Regions from separate parts of the Homo sapiens genome. Here region 1 is linked to region 2. Evidence: chromatin contacts called from ENCODE Hi-C or POLR2A ChIA-PET data. All regions are on one chromosome and are shown on one strand. Each heading gives the region's core, a stretch centred on a gene start or an enhancer-like site at or near the end of the contact. The rest is flanking DNA. Distances are from core to core; before and after follow the strand shown. Region 1 overlaps LOC105370982 (a long non-coding RNA gene). Region 2 overlaps RGMA (repulsive guidance molecule BMP co-receptor a).

Region 1 (5,923 bases), core at 13-2,512, 230 kb after region 2:
ATCTAATCTTCCTGGGCCTTAGTTTTCTCATCTGCAAATTGGGGAGAGGGATAGAAAAATTGGAAGAGACAAGCCTGACTGTGCAGTGGGTTTTCTTTCCTTTTTTTTTGAGACGGAGTCTCGCTCTATCTCCCAGGCTGGAGTGCAGTGGCGCAATCTCAGCTCACTGCAACCTCCATCTCCCAGGTTGAAGCGATTCTCCTGCCTCAGCCTCCCGAGTAGCTGGGATTACAGGCACCTGCCACCACACCCGGCTAATTTTTGTATTTTTTGTAGGGACGGGATTTCACCATGTTGGCCCGGCTGGTCTGGAACTCCTGACCTCAGATGATCTGCCTGCCTCAGCCTCCCAAAGTGCTGGGATTACAGGTGTGAGCCACTGCGCCTGGCCGTGAAGTGTGTTTTCTGTTCCATCTAGCAGTGTATCCAGGAGCCAAAGCTGGAGCCTGGGCTCTGGCACCCCCTCACCCCCACCCCTCACCCCTACTCCCACCCGAAGCAGTGGTGCTCATCCCCGTGCCACAAGCTCAGCCTCAGTCATGGGTGGGGAGAGAAAAGCCTTGCTCTGACCCCAGCTTAACCCTGGCCCCCATTCAGACGTATTGTTGCTATTGTTTTCTGGGGTTTGCTTCACCGGAATACTGCCCCTTCATGTTCTAAGATCCTTCCCAAGGAATACGCAAGTCCCTCCCCCACCACAGTGCACATTCACTAGATAGGGGAGACTTTACTTTTTTTGCTTGCAAAATCCAAGTCCTTTCACGTTTCCTCTCCAAAGTGATGAAAAGGAATTCGGCTGCCAGGACAAGTCACAAGGAAGATGAAAGCAGCTTTCCTGAGGTTCAATTCTTCCAGAAACAATCTTCCTCTTCCCTCTTCCCCCAACTCCTCCCCAACTTTCAATGCACCCAAGTGTATATTGTTTTTAAATGTCAAAGGGAAAAAAAAAAGAAAAAGAGAGTGAGAGAAAACCCATTTGCTCCTGAATGTCACATTCTGCTGAGGGAGAAAAGGCAGAAAGAACAAGTGTTGGAATTAAAGAGAAGCAGATTTTTTGTCTCCTTTGCCTTATTCAGGTCTTCGGGCCGGCCCCCTTTGCTCTCTCCTCTTCCTCGTTTCCCTCCCCTAGGCCGCATTGAAATGTCAAACACGGCAGTTTGCAGCTGAAAGGGGGTCCCTGGTGGGAACAGCCTGCCCTTCTAACCTGCAGGACCGAGCTGTTCCCTGCTCGCCCTTGTGTTTGCTTTTCCCCTTTCTTCCTCGCCGGCTAACGCCAGCAGCTGTTGTTTGGGACGGAGGAGGCGAAGGGGGAGGGAAAGCCTTTCCACCTGGGCGTGTGAAGGAGGCGCGTTACAAACAACGCTGGGCCCCTTCTTTCCCTCGAGTTTTTCCAACCTCCGGTTGACACAGAGATTGTCCCCTGGGGCCTTTTCACTTTCCGCCTGGGAAGAGAAAGGCCGGGGAAAGGAGCTCCCTGTACCCAGAGTGCCTGCCTCTGCCTGGGTCTCCTCTCTCCCCTTTCGGGGATTCTGTCCAGGCACGTTGGAGGTCAAGACAAAGCGGTGCCAACGGGCCGGGCGTGGTGGCTCACGCCTGTAATCCCGCACTTTGGGAGGCCGAGGCGGGCGGATCACGAGGTCAGGAGATCGAGACCATCCTGGCTAACAAGGTGAAACCCCGTCTCTACTAAAAAATACAAAAAATTAGCCGGGCGCGGTGGCGGGCGCCTGTAGTCCCAGCTACTCGGGAGGCCGAGGCAGGAGAATGGCGTGAACCCGGGAGGTGGAGCTTGCAGTGAGCCGAGATCACGCCACTGCACTCCAGCCTGGGCGAGGGACTCTGTCAAAAAAAAAAAAAAAAAAAAAAAAAAAAAAAGTGCGAGCGGAAGTAGAAGCGTTTTCCAACGCCCAGAGTTGGTGAAGGTCTAGGGAGAGGATGTTTCCCTATATTGCTGGCGAAGGGGGACATTGGTCCAGCCTTTCCAGAGGGCTTCTTGGTAACATCAATCAACACCCTTCGAAAAAGTGCAAATGCTCAATTCAGCAATTCCAGGTCTAGGGATTTTCTCCTAAGAAATAATTAGGCAAAGAGCCAAGAGTTATGCACAAGGATGTGTGCCTCAGGAGTGTTTATAATACAGCTCAATTGGAAACACTTTTCTCTCTGTCCAGGATTAAAAAAATGAAGGCATGTTATCTCATGGAATAGTATAGGGTCATTGTAAATGATGATGTAGATTTATATTTGTGTATGGTAAATGTGTTACAGGAAAGGGTCCCGATCCGAACCCCAAGAGAGGGTTCTTGGATCTCGCCGAGAAAGAATTCAGGGCCAGTCTGCGGTGAAAAGCAAAACCAAGTTTATGAAGAGAGTAAAGCAGTGAAAGAACAGCTACTCCATAGACAGAGTAGGACGTTCCTGAAACTAAGAGGAGGAACGTGTCCATCCTAGGTAAAACGGTTCTATATGTGGGGAGATGTTCTCTGCTACAAGGGTTCGTGATGAAGGATTAATTTTCTTAATTACAATATTTTGCAAGAATCGATATTATCTTTAAAGCAAAATTAGGAATGTTTTTGTTCTCCAGATATCAAGATATCTGCATGCTCCCAAATCTGGGTCTGTTTAGTAAACATTATTAATTTGTTCCCTTAACTGTAAACATTTAGAGGCTAGGAATGCCTAATTTTCTGAGTGCAGCCCGGCAAGTTCCAGCCTTATTTTCCTGGCTCTCACTCAAAATGGAGTGGCTGTGGTTTGAACGCCTCTGACAAATGCACCTGTTAGCAATAACGTAGGCACACACTGAGAATGGCCTTGTATGGCAGACACACCTGAATGTGTGTTCTGAGCTAGGGAATCCGGGAGTGGGAAACACGGAGACTCATTTTTTGTCTATGAGGAACATCTGAGCCTCTGGCCCGTCCCGTAAAACATAGGCCATACAGAAGACTGTGGCTCCGAGTTTTGGGTTGCATGAAGGTTGCCAGGAGGAGGCTGTTGGGAGGGAAGGTACTAAAGGAAACTGCTACATAAACTGCATGCCTTTTGCAATCGGTTACAGTTCTCCTGTCCAGCCCACCAGCACTGGACTCCCTCCTCTGCAGGTAAGCCCCCATGCCTCGTTTTCTGGCTCTGAGTCTTTTCTTCAGCCTCTTGAATCTGGTGCCTTCCCCACTGGAGTCAATAGGGGTTTGGCATGATAATTTGCTGATGTGAAAAGATGTCTACAAAAAAACAAGGGAAATAGCAAGATATACCATGTATAGTTCTTTCTCATTTTTTACATTAAATAATATATGTGAATAGAAGAGTCTGGAAAGATAGGCACCCAGATGTTGATGGCTGGGTGGTGAAATTATGGTTGATATTTCTTGTCTTTATAATTCCTAGTGATTTCTCTTTTTTATCATTTAATAAGGATCCTTATTAAGGATCATATAATAAGGATCCTTATTATAATCAGAAAAAAATCAACAAAGTTATTACTTTCCTAAAGAGTGTGAAGTGTGTAAATTAACTTTTGCCCCTTAGGTACTGTAATGCTATCTTTTTCCTTATGTTGTATGAATAAAAATTTCCTAATAATTAAAATGTTCATTTTTATAACATGAAACCAGAGATTTATTGTTTTTGGCATCTGAGAAGGAAAGCATCTAATCCCTAATAGATCACAGAACACACAATGATGTTCTGTGATTTCTTTCCTTCTCTGGTCGCCTGTTATTTAACTTTGATGGTCCTTTTATAAAGAATGATTGTCATCTTTCCTCCTTCACCTCAGCTCCAAGCTGGTCCTGCATCACTTCTCTCTGCTCTGTCCCCAGCTGCACTGTCCCACCTACTCAATGTCCCCCAGCCGCTTCCCCCAGCCAGTCTGCTGTTGGCTTTTCTGCCATTTTGTTGTGTACAACTAACTCCAACCCTCACATCAGGACATTTCAATCGACATATTTAAAAGGAGGCTGACTGTCTTGGACAGCCCAGGACATGTGGACATTGCTATAAAATACACCCACCTTGAATATTGAGAGGTTCCTGTAAGGCTTCCAGTTTTTCCTTCCCAACATGACTTCCTAAATGCACCAAAGTTACTATTTGAATTTTATATGATTCTGCCCTTACAGTCAAAACTGGGTCCCTTTACCTACATGTCCCATGGGAAGGTGAGGCCTTGGCTTTGGATAAAACATATCATGGAGGTGGAAGTTCTGACTCTGCTCTTCCAAATACGAACCGGTGTTCCTAGGAAACACACTGCAGGACTGACCTGCATTTCCAATTTGTGCCTAAGTGGGAGTGGCTAGCTGAATTCAGGGAAAGACTTGAAGTTAGCACTTGAGATATTGGCCGCCATATTGGAAAGTTGGAGGCATGGCTTGGATGAGTGTGGCTGACTTTTGAAGCCCATGCCAACCTCTCCAGTTCGGCAGTTTGAAGACTGTCCTTTCACATTTGGTAATGGGGAAGAGAAGGAAAGTAGGAAAAAGGCAGCCTTTATTTGTGCTTGTTTTTAGCTGAGGTGAATGTATCTGAGGGTTGATGATGCCCTTCAAATGGCTTTGCTGCTACTGGCATGCTGCTTTGCTCAGGTGCAGAGAATCACTTGCATAGAACAGTGTGTGTACATGTAGATATCTCTTGGCCATCTTCTTGCTGGGGAAATGCTCCTCGAGAACCATGGAATGGAAAGATGAGCCAAGGAAATCCTCTTCATCTCCTGCAAGGATCCCCCAGCCATAACCCCCTCAGGGTTCAGGATGACTGAAGATCATCCTGAGTGCTTGGTGTGTGCCTAGTAATGCAGATACAGTTCAGTGTGGGGAGGACAGGGCTGGAGGGAAAGAGCCACCAGCCTCTGCTTCTCTGCCAAAGAACAGCTTTATGGAAATAAAAGACAGCTGCGTAGGAAGCAGCCCGGCACTTCCACGGATGCTTTCATTTGTGAACAGAGGCCGTGCTAAGCAACAACTAGAAGGAGTCTTGGGCATCCCTCACTGGACAGAGTACAGTTCTTTGTTCTGCCCCCATAAATAAGGGACATTTTCTCTAGGAGTGTGATGTATTCCAGAAATTTGTTGTTAGTGAGGGCTTTCAGTTGTCTTTTCAGATTCTCATGGTTCTTAGGTCTTTATAATATCACATCTTGAGAAAAAGTATAGGTTTTGAAAATCTAGCTCTAGTGATTAGAAAATTTATAAGCTTAGTCTTCAAACTTCACTAGTTTTACATGGGACTGTAGTATCAGCCTCTGGGGGCTGTAGGGCTTAAAAGGCTGGTTTAATCCGGGCGCGGTGGCTCACTCCTGTAATCCCAGCACTTTGGGAGGCCGAGGCGGGCAGATCACGAGGTCAGGAAATCGAGACCATCCTGGCTAACACGGTGAAATTCCGTCTCTACTGAAAAATACAAAAAATTAGCCGGGTGTGGTGGTGGGCGCCTGTAGTCCCAGCTGCTGGGGAGGCTGAGGCAGGAGAATGGCGTGAACCCGGGAGGCAGAGCTTGCAGTGAGCGGAGTTCGCGCCACTGCACTCCAGTCTGGGCGACAGAGCGAGACTCAGTCTCAAAAAAAAAAAGTCTGGTTTCATTGATGTGGCCCTGGCTACCTTTCTAGCCTTATGTCATTTATTTCACTATTTCAAGCCAAATTGATGTCTTTCTCTTCCCTACGTCAGTAGGCTCTTTCACACCTGTTTTAGCGCTTCCTGTCCCTCTGCCTGAAATATCACTCCCTGACGTGTTCGCTTCTCAAACCCGGTTCATCCTTCAAGGACCAATGGAAGTGTTGCCTCCTCTGTGATATCAGCTTTGCCCCTGCGTCTCTGCTTCTGTTTACCTCCGCGGGAGCTCATCATACACTCTCTGTTTTGGGAAAGTCTTCATGAAAACTGTTCCTCTCCCCTACTAGACTCTGAACTTCTTG
Region 2 (6,649 bases), core at 2,277-4,776:
GGGGCAGGGGCCCAGGCCAGAGACGGGCAGCTGAGCAGGTGCCTGAAAACCGGGACCTGCACTGGTACCCACAGCAGCCAGGTGAACATGGGCAGGGAGGCCACAGGCCAGAAGGCACCAGGCGGGCACGACCTACTGGCCAAAAGGTTCCAGCAGTCTGCTAAGGTGCCAAGCAGCGCCCCGGGGTTGCCCTGCCTGGGGCCAAGCCCCAAGGATGCCTCCCTGTGTGGCTGGGGTGTCCCCGCTGGCCTAGGGGGATCGAGTGTGCTCTCGTGTAAGAGTGTGTGCGTGCGTGTGGCGGGCACAGGGGGCCCCACGGATCGGCGAGCAGCAGTCGGCCGGGCCTTTCAGTGCATTGCGAGGGGGAAGGAGCTGACTCTGACGGTTCCCAGTGTGTCTCTGGTGGGGGTGGGGGGCTTCAGCCTGAGGGGATGTTTCACACATTCACACTGCAGGGGCGGGGCGAGGGGAGCTGCTCTCCCTCTCACACAGCTCTACTGTCAAACATCATGGCACCAGTCACCACAACCTTGTCACGTGCACTAGAAGGGGAGGGGTCCGTGCCTGAGCCCTTGGCAGCAGGCGGTCCCTGGCGTTCTGCGGGGCCATGGTGGACACGCCAGGAGATCTGCACCCCGTGGGCGGTCCCAGCCCACACATGGGGAAGCCGAGAGGACGGAGCCCGCGCCTCCCTCCACATCTACGCGTCTAGCAGAACACAGGGAGCAGGGCCAGGAGCGGGACGAGGGCGCCCAGGAGGGGCCGGGGGGCCAGGGGCAGCCCCGCAGCCGCCCTGCCTGGCAGGTCCCGAGTCCTCTCATACAGGTGCAGTTTGTCTTTGTTGGAGTGGAGCATCTTGACATCCTCCAACGCGTAGTAGGCGGCCAGTGTGAAGTTCACGTCGCCCGTGGTGAGGAGGTCGAAGACGCAGGCCTGGTAGTACAGGTCCTCCACCGGCAGCTTCTCCTTGCACTTGGCCACGGCTGTCTCGTATGGGAAGGTCTCGGGGGCTGTGGGTGCAGGGCTGGCGGCTGCCAGCCTGCGGGCACCGGTGCCCTCAGCATTGGTGTGGAAGGCCTGGAAGTCGATCTGCTGGTTGAGGGGGCAGCCCCGCAGGCAGAGGTAGAGACCCTGGCTGTCCCAGTCCTCCACAGCATTGACCACTTCCTCTGGCATGCGGACGGCAAAGGTCAGGTAGCGGCCCACCTGGCGCACCACGATGGTGGTGCCGATGTACTTGGCCTGGATCTCCACGTGCTGGCCTGACACCTTCTCAGTGATCTTCAGGCTGTTGGCCCCGTGCTTGTCCCCACCGTTCTTAGAGCCATCCACGAAGGCGGCCGGGAGCTCGTCCATCTCAGCCTGGTACACCTTCTGGTCCACACACTCCTGGAAGTTCTTGAAGATGATGGTGAGCTGCCGGGGAAAGGGGCAGAGGAGAGTGGGTGAGGCACAGTGGGAGGAGGCACAGCCCCACACTTAAGATGCTCTAGACTGAGAGGAGGGCAGGAAGGATCCCCAGGGATGCCCCAGACACTCCCTTCTCCAGGTTGGACAGATCAGTTCCACCTGCGCAGCTGTGCACTTCACATTCTTTCAATGAAAACAACTTGCCCTTTTTACTTTAAAAAGTGACTTAGAAAAATGTTAGACCACTACCCTAAGTAGAAAACTAGCTCTTTTACTATATAGGGAAGTGAACCAGAAAAATAAAAGCATAGATAATTAAAAATAAAAGGTCAAAAGCCCAGTGTGGTAGGCTGAATAATGGCTCCCAAGAAGAACATGCCCTAATCCCTGTAACTTGGGAATGTTCCCTTAGATGGCAAAAGGGACCCTGCAGATATGATTAGGTTAAGAACACTGAGATGAAGAGATTATTCTGGATTACCTGGGTGGGCCCTAGATGGAATCACAAGTATCTTTATAAGAAGGAGGCAGAGGGAGATTTGACTAACTAGGACAGAGGAGAAGGTGATGTGCTCAACAAGGCAGAGATTCGAATGATGTGGCCACAAACCAAGGGATGCTGGCAACCACCAAAAGCTGGAAATGGCAATGAATGGATTCTCCCCTGGAGTCTCCAGGACCAGCCCTGCTGATACCTTGATTTTATCCCCACGAGACATATTCCCAACTTCCGGCCTCCACAATTATAAAACATTTCTGTTGGTTTGAACCACTCAGTTTATGCTAATTTGCTACAGTGGCGATAGGAAATGAATATGGTTTGCAAACATCATCTTGCATAATGACAGTGGTACTGGAGCACAATTCCTGACAAAGGACCCAAGCAAATGTCTGAACATTACAGCAGGTGGAATGGAGGGAAATGATGCTCAAAGAAAGAATGAATAGGGCAAAATCCATGCAAGCAGGCAGAGGCAAGCAGAAGCCACTGTCCCAAGGCTGCTGAAAGGGGTCCCCAAGCTGGGTCATGGAGGAGGGGAACAGGAAAGGAGCAAGGTGCTGGTCGGTAAAAGGGAGATGGAGGTTCCAGGCTGAACGGGCAGCCTTGGCCGGGGCTGGAGCAGGGAGGCTCCTTTCTGCTGGAGCCTGTGGCCAGGGGTGAGGGGCTGGACTGAGCTGCTGGAGCAGCAGCTGGCTGGGTGGCACTGTTCTCCTGAGAGCCAGACACAGAGGCATTGGCTGCATACAGCATGCTAAGCACTGCATGTATTACTTCCAGTCTCGTGTGACACTGCAAGGGTCGGTGACATTACTCTCAATTTTCCGGATGAGAAAATGTAGGCTCAGAGAGAGGCAGTAACTTGCCTAAGGTCACACAGCCAGCAAGAGGCAGAGCTGGGATTAGACTCTGCGTTTCCAGACTCTGGGCTCTCTTGGCCACAAGCCCATAGGGTGGGAGGCCTGAGAGGAGGAGGGCCGGTGGCCAGGGGAGCAGGTGAGTTTCCTCTGCCGTCCGCGTCCTGGGTGGCGTCTGGCTGTTCTTTCCTCCCTAACCCTAAGCAGGTTTCTGGGTTGGAAACAGAGAAACTGGGAGAGAAAAAACCACCCCTTCTTCCACTCCTTTCCCAGGTGTCAGCTGTTTTGCCATGGGAGCTCTGGGTGCCTTGGTCCCCCTGGACCAAGGGCAGCTGGAACCTGGACTCCCAGCCTGAAGCCACGAAGGGAGGTGGGGCAAAGGGGACAAGGTGGCACCCAGGCCTTTTGGGACCTCCTGCTAAAATCCCACCTTTATCTGCTGCACTACCCTCTCCCAGGCCCGGCAACTACCCCCACCACTAAGCCCCAACCCCTCACCCCTCTGTAGGTCAGGGCTCATCCCTCCCCACCCAGGAGAGGGTGTGGCCAGCTAGCTGGCTGGCTGACAGAGCTCCCAGGGGATCCCACCCCAACCTGGCCTCAGAGGGTCTGCAGGCTGAAGGGGTCTGAGCAAGGGGGAGCTGCTGATGACATGCACAGCCGTTCTCTGCCTGGGCACTTGGGGGAGGCATGAGGACTGCCTGCCGGCTCTCTGGGTAGAGGGCAATGCCGCCGCGTGCCAAGGGAGTTTCTGGCCTAACAGCAGATGTGTGGCGAGGGCACAGTGCGAGGTGCTAGAAAGCAACAGGAAATAACAAGCTGCTCTGATGGGGAAGGGCAGGCAGGGAAACCACAGAAGGACCTCAGCTCAGGCAGGAGAGTCGCAGGAAGGTGGAAGGTGGGGTCTGGCCAGGAATGCAGCATGAGGCCATCCTGTTCTCTGGGGCCCGGAGGCCAGGGGTGCAGCAGAGTGGCCTGTTTGGGGCGGGCTGGCCCAGGGTCATGGCCTCAGGACCAGGTGCTAAGAGGCCTGAGGCCTGGAAAGGGGTTCCAGAACCTTCTAGGTAATACAAGCCAGTGGGGTATTCAGAGCCACTAGAGGTGCCCCTGGCCGTGTTGCTGTGGCTTTGTGGGTTCCCCATATTGGCATAAGATTTCGGGATGATGAGGTGGGGAGAACTGGTAGCCTGAGGGGTGTGGAACCCCCGGAAGAACAGAGGGAGACCCTAGGCCAAGGCTTCTGAAGAAGGAAAATGTGTTAGTCAGGCAAGGCTGGGAGGAGCTGAACGAGGGGCAGGCTGCTGGAGGACTTTACAAGAAATGGCGGTCTTCTCATGAGCCCGTTCATCTTGGGCACCCGGCGCTGTGCTTTCTGTGCCTGATGGAGGCTGCGGAGGGTCGGGGCTCTGCGGGAGTCCATGCAGCAGCACCAGGAGGACCCCAAGCGCACAGTTCCTTGAGGACCGGACTCGATTTCCTCGCATCCCTTCCTACAGGGGTCCCAGCCTGGCCGCAGGACACGGCACACTTCCCATTTGCCGTGGGATGTCAAAGGTGGCTGCGGCTGCAGCCTCTCCATCCAGCATGGAGCCCTAAGCCTCGAACCTGATGAGATTGCTGCTACTCTACCATTCCTGACCTATGGAAACGGCAACTTCATACGGTTCAGCCTCCTACTTCTTCCTTCTTTCCACCCACTGGCCAGCCCACCTCGGTGGGGAGGCCGCCTGGGGGTGCCGGAGGTGGGCCAGCCAGGGTGGTCTGGGCCGTGGGTGGTCCTGCCATGGGGGGAGGATGGGGGACTCTGGTGTCCCTGCCTGGTGTGCAGGGCCACACAGACACTGGGGGTGGGGGGGGGCGGCGTCCTGCTTTCCAAGTGCCATCAGTCTCCCTGGAACAGGAAAGGCTGGTTTCGCTCTAACCACCATCTCTCGCAGAGACAGCCTCCTGGAAGGCTGACAGGCTGCTTGACTCTTCTTGGCACCGGTGCCAGGGACTCAACCGCAAGTAACAGCATGAAGGGGGCCTGTCGAAAGCTGGCGGCTCGCTGCCAACACAGCCACGGGCGGGCTGCCGCTCCTGTCTCTGCTGCTCCCCCTTCTGAAGGGGTCCTGGCCCTTTCCACTGCACCGGGCACGAGGCAGAGCCCAGGCTGCATCAGCTACTATCTACGGAGCACCACCTCCATGCCAGGCCTGGTGCTGGGGGCTCGGGGTACACGAGGGAGAAGATCCCTATGCTTCAGGGGGTCGCAGACTAAGCAAATGAATCATGCAGAGGGACAGGCTGGCAAGTGCTATGGGGAAAACTAACCAGCGGGGAAAGGAAGGGGAAGGCGCAGGACTTGAGTTCCTGTCCTCTCCTGAGTCTCAGTTTCTTTGTCTGTAAAATGGGTATCAGCAGCACAGATGGGAAGAGGGTGATGGAGCAGGAGGCTGGGCACAGAAGGCTGTCCCACGGGGGTAAGACACTGGCTAAAATGTCCACGTAGAAAACACTAGATCTTGATCGTCCACAAGAACAGAGGGATTGGCTGATTGGCTGATACTGCCAGTATCATGAGAAACAAATAAAGGCCCCTAGTGATGCCCGGGTGTTTGGGGGCAGCTTCATGCACACACAGCTTGCACACGGAGCTTCTGCACAGGAAGGCAAATCTCATAGCTGCAAGGTCAGGGTCAGGCCAGGCAGGGGCTGGACACACTCTGGGAAGCCTGAGGAGAGGCCCTCAAGGGCAGGTGTGCAGGGACAGATGGAGTCTCTGGCTGCCTGAGAGGGGAAAGGGGAGTGGGTTCCAGTGGGTGGTAGAGTCTGGCAGGCCCAGAGGGCTCTGTTGGTGGTAGTCGAGGTGGTCACAGAAACCCAGAGGCCTCATCATCTTGGAGATGAAAGTCCCTTGCCTTTCCCTGCTCCCTGCAGACACCAGGCTGCTCTCCCACTCCGCCTGCTTTGGATGTCGACTCCTCTGTTCCTCCATCCGGAAACTTGCGCTGTGCTTCAGGGGCGAGCTTGGTGGATGGGCTCCCCAGTTCTCTGGACAGAGCCAAGGCTCCCAATGGCCTTCAACATCCTGCTGCCCCAGCCTCCATCGCCAGCTCCCCTTTGCTGGTCTTTGCTCTTCACTAGCCTGGGAGCTTCTGGGAGGGAGGGCAACAACTAGCTCAGAGGCTGGCACAGATGCAACGTCTGTTAAGTGTTTGCTCCATCAATGAGTGAACAAACACACCTGAGTAACGGAGGCCTGACAGACAGGCGGGGGCAGGCCAAAGGTGCCTGAAGCCAGCCACCGACGTTCTCACCGGGGGACCACAATACCCCAGTCTGGCCCGAGTTCTGAGACTGACTTGGCCACAGACACTGACGCTGTCACTGTCTGGCCTCCAGCAGAGCCTGGTTGACAGGGCTGAGCTCTCAGCCTGCTGAGATCAAAGGTGGCCTTCGGTTGCAGCAGAAATGGGCTGGGTTGGTGAAGCTCTGCTTCATACTCTTCTGGAAGCCTCCATGCTGGGATAGGAAGGGAAGTTCTCCCTCCACTGCTCCACCCCGTCACATCACCCCCATCCATAATGGGGGCAGCAGCCCAGCCTCCCTGCACACAAATCACAAATCCTCCCCGGTGCGTGGCTTGGCTCTGTTGTCGCATTTGGTGCTTCCACCCCCTGGGGTCTGGAGGAGCGAGCCACCTGGGGTCCACATCCCTCTCACATCCTCAGACCTCCCTGTGCGCCCTGCCAGCCCTTGGGAACCTGCAGGATGGGACAGGGAGGCCAGGTCCCCTCTGAAGCGTGCTGGTGCCTGGATTTAGAAGCTGCAGCCTCAGGCTCCTGGCGTCCGTCTGTCTTGGCTCTCAGGAGGGCGGGTGGTGGGGAGGTGCAGGGGCCGT

What was found. Hi-C counts contacts between places; a loop is a spot of excess contacts on that map. ChIA-PET counts read pairs that join two places held with the same protein, here RNA polymerase II (POLR2A).
Region 1: a loop to region 2 is called in a map of cardiac septum, with 2.3 times the contacts of the local background. The contact joins two enhancer-like sites. A Hi-C loop is called at or near these places in 1 of 168 maps with a recorded cell type or tissue (cardiac septum). POLR2A ChIA-PET finds 5 or more read pairs at or near these places in 1 of 52 experiments (activated naive CD4-positive, alpha-beta T cell).

What each region holds. Positions count from the first base shown.
Region 1 is chr15:93,279,114-93,285,036 of GRCh38, forward strand. All of the region lies in intron 5 of LOC105370982 (a long non-coding RNA gene), which reads left to right. Among named protein-coding and RNA genes, the nearest start is that of RGMA, 190 kb to the left of the region's middle. RefSeq lists an enhancer at 1-301. Within about 2 kb of position 1,263, at least 6 of the 41 ENCODE cell types and tissues checked have a DNase peak (open chromatin) inside an H3K27ac peak, as active enhancers do.
Region 2 is chr15:93,044,290-93,050,938 of GRCh38, forward strand. It overlaps RGMA (repulsive guidance molecule BMP co-receptor a), which reads right to left. Exons shown (of 4, transcript NM_020211.3): 4 at 1-1,416. The coding sequence ends at 709. Among named protein-coding and RNA genes, the nearest start is that of RGMA, 42 kb to the right of the region's middle. Within about 2 kb of position 3,527, at least 3 of the 41 ENCODE cell types and tissues checked have a DNase peak (open chromatin) inside an H3K27ac peak, as active enhancers do.